Linked DNA regions of Homo sapiens: region 1 is linked to region 2. A link is a loop called in an ENCODE intact Hi-C map of the cell type or tissue named here. Cell type or tissue: adrenal gland. All regions are shown on one strand. Links, peaks and the distances in the headings refer to the core of each region. The heading gives the core; the rest is flanking DNA.

The links. Hi-C counts contacts between places; a loop is a spot of excess contacts. Peaks named below come from ENCODE experiments on the same cell type or tissue, not always from the same donor. Only the 100,000 strongest peaks of a DNase experiment are listed, where the experiment ranks them.
Region 1: a loop joins it to region 2, with 8 times the contacts of the local background. A loop is called at or near these places in 1 of 110 quality-filtered maps.

What each region holds. Positions count from the first base shown.
Region 1 is chr20:25,982,585-25,986,967 of GRCh38, reverse strand. No RefSeq gene overlaps it. Among named protein-coding and RNA genes, the nearest start is that of LINC01733, 29 kb to the right of the region's middle. In adrenal gland, for the core only: no CTCF peak of the experiment used is centred there; a DNase peak (open chromatin) is centred at 1,887; H3K4me3 peaks cover 685 bases.
Region 2 is chr20:25,863,711-25,868,093 of GRCh38, reverse strand. No RefSeq gene overlaps it. Among named protein-coding and RNA genes, the nearest start is that of FAM182B, 70 kb to the right of the region's middle. In adrenal gland, for the core only: no CTCF peak of the experiment used is centred there; DNase peaks (open chromatin) are centred at 373, 1,573, 2,213, 2,823 and 1 weaker place; H3K4me3 peaks cover 782 bases.

The DNA of each region.
Region 1 (4,383 bases), core at 218-4,217, 120 kb before region 2:
TGTTCCCATGGGCCTCAAATCATGGTGTCAGCTGAAATTTCACTGACCCATGAGCTGTCTGCCTCCCTCCTCCATTGAAAGAGCAGTGGCCCGCCCCACTTTTAAAAGCCCTGGGGCTCCTGCAAGCTGATACCGCTTTCCAGGACAAGTGCAAACAGGGACAGAGGCGATTCCCAGGTGGAGCCAAGGCGACCACGTGTGGCACTGGCGTATACCAGAGCAGATGGTATGGATGTGTGTCACTGAGGGCATATGGGGCAATGGCAAAACAAGCAATGGTGTCCAGGCATGTGCCCGGCTGAAGGGGAGCACAAGTGACCTTTCCATCAATGCCAACCAAAATCAAAGAACACCTCAGATCTAAGACGCGGCCAAAAGATTCAGGGAGTCCGTCCACCCAGGAGCAGAGGAGAGGATGTCCCTCAAGAATGAGACAGGAGATGCAGAGGACATGTTTCACCACGCCTGTCCTAGAAGACAAGGCCGGTCACGGTCGCTTACCGTTGCTTCTAGGCAATCCACCTACACATGAGGTGAAACATGGAGACCAAGGTAGCTTCCCTGTCTGAGACACGCATGGAAGCCAAGAGCTCCAGGGACATCAAACCTGCCCAATCAAGCAGAAACAGGTTTGGAGAGAGACACAATCATGACACGGATCTCCAGGAAGTGTCTCCCTGACGGACAGGGAAATGATCTTTGTTGAAGACATTCAGCCAGAGCAAGAGGCATCTAGGCGGCTGAGAAACAGGGGAGACAGAGCAAGAGGGAAGGCAGGGCAGAGGCCAGAGCTCAGGCAGGATACAGCACCGTGCCACCTCCACGAGCATAAGAGGAGGGGGGCCAGAAGTGTGGCTTGTCCAGAGAGGCCAGCGTTCCAGTGACAGGGATTGCCAACTCCCATTTCCGGATTCCTCTTCAAGACTCTATCGTGATGTGGCTTCATTGCTCACAGAAGACCCGGGAAAAGATACAACCTCATTTCTGACGTGGGTCCACTCCTCTCCTGCAAAACAATGAGCTCCTGTGGGGCTTTCGTCCTTGGCTGCAGTGTGGTCATCTTGATCCTAAAAATGAGGCCGCTCAGGATGAGGATGAGATTTCAATTGCTCCGGGACCAACGCATCTCCTCACGCGGTCGAAGCCTTCACACAGCCAAAGTGGTACCAGGGTGAAAACGATTGACAGCCAGCCACAGGACCCAGGCAGAGACACAGAAAGAGGCTCACCAAAGAAAGGCTGACATGCGAGAAATCGCTTTTTGGCGCACAGGGCACATTCGTCCAAAGACACACTCGCACACGGGCACACACACACAAATGGACAGAGAGAGGGAAAGAAACACACAGAGAGTGAGAGACAGAGACAGAAGAGAGAATGGGAGACACACACACACACACACACACACAGAGTCATACAGCAGTGGCACAGAAACACACACCCCCAGGCAACACCTGAGGCTGCGGGGTTCTGCTCTGGATGAGAACGACCCTCGGGTGAGAGAGCAGCCCAGGGGCACGCAAGCCGACCTGTCCTTGAGATCCCGGGGGCACGACTTTTGGGGAGACTCACCCGAACACCGTCCGGGCAGGCCTGAGGCTGGGATGCCTTGCTGCTTCCCCTGGACTCCGCCCGTGGTCTCATCGTCGTGGTCGGCTCTTTGCGACTCCTGGCATCTGGAGACGTTCCTGTCGACCCCGTGGAGCGGTCAGGCCGGAACCTCGGAGTCCCGACACCCAAGCACTGCCAAGGAGAACTGCTTTGCCAAGCCTCGGAGACTGGTTTCTAAGACAACCGTGGGAACCACTGTGATGGGAGAATCCGCTCACGCCTCGCGCATGCGCATTGGTTGGGCCGACTAACGCTCTGCTCCTGGCAGTGGGGCTGCGTCCCCTTTAAATAAGGCCGTGGCTGCGCAGCAGCAGGGGGGCTCCTCCTGCAGCCTTGGCAGAGGCTGGATCTGGGGTCCCGTTTGGGGCCGCGTGGGAGAGGGGGCCGCAGATGTCCTGGCCCAGGGCCAAACCCCCAGGAGTCCAGTCTTCAGGACCTCCTTGAGCCGACTTCCACCGATGGACGGGGAGCTTCAGGGTGCCTGCTAGGTTCTCAGAACTCCCCTTCAGATCCGATTTTGGACCCCTCTGGGTGAGAAAGGATGGGTTCACCACATCTGGTGAGGCAGGCAGGGCCTCCCTGCAGCACAGAATGATCACATGGGCCTCAACGCGTGGTGTCAGCTGAAAATTCACTGATCCCTGAGCCCTCTGCCTCCCTCCCCCTTTGAAAGAGCAGTGGCCTGCCCCGCTTCTAAAAGCCCTGAGTCTCCTCCAAGCTGACACTGCTTTTCAGGACACGTGCAAACAAAGACAGAGGCGATTCCGAGGTGAGGCCAATGCGACCAAGCGTGGCACTGGCGTATCCCAGAGCAGATGGTGTGAATGTGTGTCACCGGAGGCATATGGGGCGATGGCAAAACCAACAATGGTGTCCAGGCATGTGTCCGGTGGAAGGAGGGATCAAGTGACCTTTCCATCGATGCCAAGGAAAATCAAAGAACAACTGGGAACCAGGAGGGGGCCTGTGCCTGAGTCCAAGCCACATTTTGAAATGCCTGCCAGAGGATTAAAGAGGTTTCTGCAAAATTCACCCCACCCCCAACCCTCCACGGCCCAGGTAGCCCTGACCCAACCTCCCCTGCAACCAGCCCCAGCCCCAGATCCAGACCCAGCTCCAGCCCCAGCCCAGTCCCTTTGGTTCCTTTCCCCGATATTCTTTACCATCAAAAGATCCAGGGAGTCAGTCCACCCAGGAGCAGAGGAGAGGATGTCTCTCACAAATGAGACATGAAGTGCAGAGGAAATGGGACACCACCTGTCCTAGAAGACAAGGCCTGTCACGGTCGCCTAGTGCTCATTCCAGGCAATCCACCCACCCATGAGGTGAAACACGGAGAGGAAGGAAGCTTCCCTGTCTGAGACAAGTGTGGAAGCCAAGAGCTCCAGGGTCGTCAATCCTGCCCTATCAAGCAGAAACAGGTTGAAAGAGAGAAACAATCACGACAGGGATCTCCAGGAAGTGTCTCCCTGACGGCCTGGGATGTGATCATTGTTGAAGACATTCAGCCAGAGCAAGAGGCATGTAGGCCCCTCAGAAGCAGGGGAGACAGGGCAAGAGGAGGGACAAAGCAGAGGCCAAAGCCCAGGCAGGATACAGCACTGTGCCACTGTCACGGGCATGAGGGGAGGGGTGCCAAAAAGGTGGCTTTTCCAGAAAGGCCAGCTTCCCAGTGACTATCTGTGAAAATGCCTTGTGATGTGTGGGTTATCCCTCAGAGTTAAACATTTGTTTTGACTTAGCATTTTGGAAACACTCTTTTTCAAGGATCAATGAAGGGATATTTTGAAGCCCATGGATGAGTGTATTGATAAACTAAATATCCCACCATAGAAACTATCAACAAATTATTAGTGAAAATGCTCTGTGTTGTGTGGATTCATCTCACAGAGTTAAACTTTTGTTTTTATTCTGCAGGTTTCAAACATTCTTTTGTAGAATCTACAAAGGAACATTTCAGAGCCCACTGAGGCCTATAGTGAAACCTGAATATCTTGTGATAAAAGCTAGAAATGAGCTATCTGTGAAAATGTTTGTTATGTGTGAATTTATCTCATAGAGTTATACCTATGTTTATATACAGCAGGTTGGAAACATTCTTTTAGTAGAATCTAAAATAAGAAATTTCTGAGTCCTTGAGGCCTATTATAAAAAAACGAATATCCCTGATAAAAACTGACAACAAATTATCTGTGAAAATGCTTTGAGATGTGTGGATTCATCTCGCAGAGTTAAACCCTTGTTTTGGTTCAGAAGGTTGAAAACACTCTTTTTGTAATATCTATGAAGGGAAATTTTGGAGCCCATAGAGGCCTATACCAAAAACCAAATATCCCAGGATAAAAACTAGAAACAAGCTATGTGTGAAAATGTTTTGCAATGTTTAGAATCATCTCACAGAGTTAAACCTTGTTTTGATTGGGCAGGTTGGAAACATTCTTTTTGTAGAATAAAGGAAGGGACATTTTGGAGCTCATTGAGGTCAATAGTGAAAAACCACATATGCCATGATAAAAACTAGAACAAGCTATCTGTAAAAATGTTTTGCAATGTGTGGTTTCATCTCACAGAGTTTAACCTTTATTTTGACTTAGCAGGTTGGAAACACTATTTTTCTAGAATCTGCAAGGGGTCATTTCAAACCCAATGAGGTCTGTAGTAAAAAACTGAATATCCCACGATGAAAACTAGATACTAGCTATCTGTGAAAATGCTTTGCAACGTGTGGATTCATCTAACAGAGTTGAATGTTAGTTTTGATTCAGCAGGTTG
Region 2 (4,383 bases), core at 252-4,251:
ACCTCTTCACGGGGTCGACGGGATCGTCTCCGGATGCCAGGAGTCCCAAAGGGCCGACCAGGATGAGGAAACCCCAGGCGGAGTCCGGGGGAAGCAGCACGGCATCCCAGCCTCAGGCCTGCCCGGACGGTGATGGTTGGGGTGAGTCTCCCCAAAAGTCGTGCCGCCGTGATCTCGAGGACAGGTCGGCCTGCGTGCTCCTGGGCTGCTCTCTCACCCGAGGGTCCTTCTCATCCAGAGCAGAACCCCGAAGCCTCAGGGGTTGCGTGGGGGTGTGTGTTTCAATGCCTCTGCTGTATGACTCTGTGTGTGTCTCCCATTCTGTCTTCTCTCTCTACCTCTCAGTCTCTGTGTGTTTCTTTCCCTCTCTCTGTGGGTTTGTGTGTGTGTGACCGAGTGCGTGTGTGTCTTTGGCCGAATGTGCCCTGTGCGCCACAAAGCGGTTTCTTGCATGGCGGCCTGTCTTTGGTGAGCCTCTTTCTGCATCTCTGTCTTGCTCATGAGGCCGGTTGTCAATCGTTTTCACGGCCGCGGATCCGCTTTGGGTGTGTGAAGGCCTGGCCCACGTGAGGAGATGCGTCGGTCCCGGAGCAATTGAAATCTCATCCCCATCCTGAGCGGCCTCTCTCCTAGGACCAAGATGAACACACTGCAGCCGAGGACAAGAGCCCCATAGGAGCTCTTTGTCCGACAGGAGAGCAGAGGTCCCACGTCAGAGAAGATGCTTGTATCTTTTCACGGCTCTTCTCTGAGAAATGAAGCCACACCACGCTACGGTCTGCAAGAGGAAGCCGGGAATGGGAGATGGCAACAATCCCTGTCACTGGAACGCTGGCCTCTCTGGAAAAGCCACGCTTTTGGAACCCCTCCCCTTATGCCCATGGAGGTGGCACGGTGCTATACGCTGCCTGGGCTCCGGCCTCTGCTCTCTCCTCCCTCTCGCTCTGCCTCCCCTGTTTCTCAGGGGCCTGGATGCCTCTCGCTCTCGCCAAATGTCTTCAGCAAAGATGACTTCCCAGTCCGTCAGGGAGACACTACCTGGAGATCCGTGTCATGACTGTTTCTCTCTCCAAACGTGTTTCTGCTGGATTGGGCAGGTCTCATGACCCTGGAGCTCTTGACTTCCATACATGTCTCAGGCAGGGAAGCTTCCTTCTTCTCCACGTTTCCCCTCATGGGTGGGTGGATTGCCTAGAAAGAGCGCTAGGCGACCGTGACTGGCCTTGTCTTCCAGGACAGGTGGTGTCGCATTTCCTCTGCGCTTCCTGTCTCATTCTTGAGGGACATCCTCTTCTCTGCTCCTGGGTGGACTGACTCCCATGACCTTCTGTCCGAAACGAATGTCAGGGAACCAAAGGGACTGGGCTGGGGCTGGGGCTGGGGCTGAGTGTAGCCGAAGTTCCGTCAGGGCTACCAGGGTGGTGGAGGGTTAGAGGTGGGGCGAATTTTGCAGAAACCTCTTTGCTCCTCTGCTAGGCATTTGAAAACATGGCTTGGGTCAGGCACACGCCCCCTGCCACCCCCCGGGTCCCAGGTGTTCTTCGATTTTCCTTGGCATTGTGGGAAAGTTCACTCGTTCCACCCTTCCACCGGCACATGCCTGGACACCACCGTTTCTTTCGCCATCGCTCCGTATGCCTCCGGTGACACACATTCACACCATCTGCTGTGGGATACGCCAGTGCCACGCGTGGTCACATGGTCTCCACATCGGATTTGCCCTGGTTCCTGCCTGCAAGTGTCCTGTAAAGCATGGTGGGCTTTCCGGAGCACCAGGGCTTTTAGAAGCTGGGCAGGCCACTGCTCTTTCAAAGGAGGAGGGAGGCAGAGGGCTGATGGATCAGTGAATTTGCAGCTGACACTAGGCCTTGAGACCTATGGGATCATTCTGTGCTGCAGCGAGGCCCTGCCTGCCTCACCAGATGTGGCGAGCCCATCCTATCTCACTCGGAGTGGGCCAAAATGGGATCTGAAGGGGAGTCCTGAGAACACAGCAGGCGTCCTGAAGCTCCCCCTTCCTCCCAAGGTGGAAGTCAGCTCAAGGAGGTCCTGGGGACAGGACACCTGGGGGTTTGGCCCTGGGACAGGACAAGACACCCGCGGTCGCCTCTCCCACGCCGCCCCAAACTGGAGCCCGGATCCAGCCGCTGCGCAGCGGTGGCATTATTTAAAGAGGACGCAGCCTGCCTGCCAGGAGCGGAGAGCGAGTCGGCCCAGCCAATGCGCATGCGTGAGGTGCGAGCGGCTTCTCCCGTCACAGTGCTTCCCACAGTTGTCTTAGAAACCAGTCTCTGAGGCTCGGCAAAGCAGGAGCCCTCTGTGCCAGTGCTTGTGTGTCGGGGCTCTGAGGCTCCGGCCTGACCTCTCCACGGGGTCGACGGGAAGGTTTCCGGATGCCAGGAGTCGCAAAGGGCCGACCAGGATGAGGAAACCCCAGGCGGAGTCCTGGGGAAGCAGCACGGCATCCCAGCCTCAGGCCTGCCGGGATGGTGTTGGTTGGGTTGAGTCTCCCCAAAAGTCGTGCCGCCGTCAGAGATCTCGAAGACAGGTTGGAATGCGTGCCCCTAGGGTGCTCTCTCACCAGAGGGTCGACAGCAGAACCCCGCAGCCTCAGGGGTTGCCTGGGGGTGTGTGTTTTCATGCCTCTGCTGTATGACTCTGTGTGTGTGTCTGTGTGTGTGTGTGTGTGTGTGTGTGTGTGTATCTGTGTGTCTGTGTGTGTGTCTCCCATTCTCTCTTCTCTCTCTGTCTCTCAATCTCTGTGAGTTTCTTTCCCTCTCTCTGTGGGTTTGTGTGTGTGTGCCCGTGTCCATGTGTGTCTTTGGCCGAATGTGCCCTGTGTGCCACAAAGCGGTTTCTCGCATGGCGGCCTGTCTTTGGTGAGCCTCTTTCTGCATCTTTGCCTGGGTCATGAGGCCGGTTGTCAATCGTTTTCGCGGCCGCGGATCCGCTTTGGGTGTGTGAAGGCCTGGCCCACGTGAGGAGATGCGTCGGTCCTGGAGCAATTGAAATCTCATCCTCATCCTGAGCAGCCTCTTTTCTAGCATCAAGATGAAAACACTGCAGCTGAGGACAAGAGCCCCACAGGAGCTCTTTGTCCCACAGGAGAGCAGCGGACCCACGTCAGAGAAGATGCTTGTATCTTTTCACGGCTCTTCTCTGAGAAATGAAGCCATAGCACGATACAGTCTGCAAGAGGAAGCCGGGAATGGGAGATGGCAACAATCCCTGTCACTGGATCGCTGGTTTCTCTGGACAAGCCACGCTTTTGGATCCCCTCCCCTTATGCCTGTGGCGGTGGCACCGTGCTGTTTCCTGCCTGGGCTCCGGCCTCTGCTCTCTCCTTCTTCTTGCTCTGTCCTGCCTCTGCTCTGTCCTCCCTCTTGCTCCTTCTGCTCTGTCCTCCCTCTTGCTCTGTCTCCCCTGTCCTAGATGCCTCTCTCTCTGGCCACATGTCTTCCCTGTCCATCAGGGACTTCCCAGTCCGTGACTTCCCAGTCTGTCAGGGAGACATTTCCTGGAGATCCCTGTTATGATTGTTTCTCTCTCCAAACCTGTTTCTGCTTGATTGGGCAGATCTCGTGACCGTGGAGCTCTTTGCTCCCATAAGTGTCTCAGACAGGAAAGCTTGCTTGTTCTCCATGTTTCCCTTCATGGGTGCGTGGATTGCCTAGAAGGAGCGCTAGGCGACCGTGACTGGCCTTGTCTTCAAGAACAGGTAGTGTCCCATTTCCTCTGCAATTCCTGTCTCATTGTTGAGGGACACCTCTCCTCTGCTTCTGGGTGGACTGTCTCCCTGGATCTTTTGCCCGTAACGAAAGTCAGGGAACCAAGGTGACTGGGCTGGGTCTGGGGCTGGGGCTGGGGCTGTTGCTGGTGCTGGGGCTGGGGCTTGGTGCAGGGGAGGTTGTGTGAGGGCTACCTGGGCGGTGGAGCTTTGGCCTTGGGGTGAATTTTGCAGAAACCTATTTGTTGCTCTGGCAGGAATTTCAAATTTTGGATCCGGTCAGTCACAAGCCGCCTCCTGTTTCCCAAGTGTTCTTTAATTTTTCATTGCTGTGATGGAAATGTCACTTGACCCTCCCTTCCACCGGGCACATGCCTAGACAGCATCGTTTGTTTCGCCGTCGCCCCACATTCCTCTGGTTACACACATTCAAGCCATCTGCTGTGGGATTGGTCAGTGCCACACGTCAACGCATGGTCTCCACCTGGGATTCGCCCCTGTTCCTGTTTGCACGTGTCCTGTAAATTGCGATTGGCTTCCAGAGCCCCAGGGCTTTTAGAAGCCCGGCAGGCCAGTGTTCTTTAAAAGGAGAAGGGAGGCAGAGGGCTGATGGATCAGTGAAATTTCAGCTGACAGCATGCCTTGAGACCCATGGG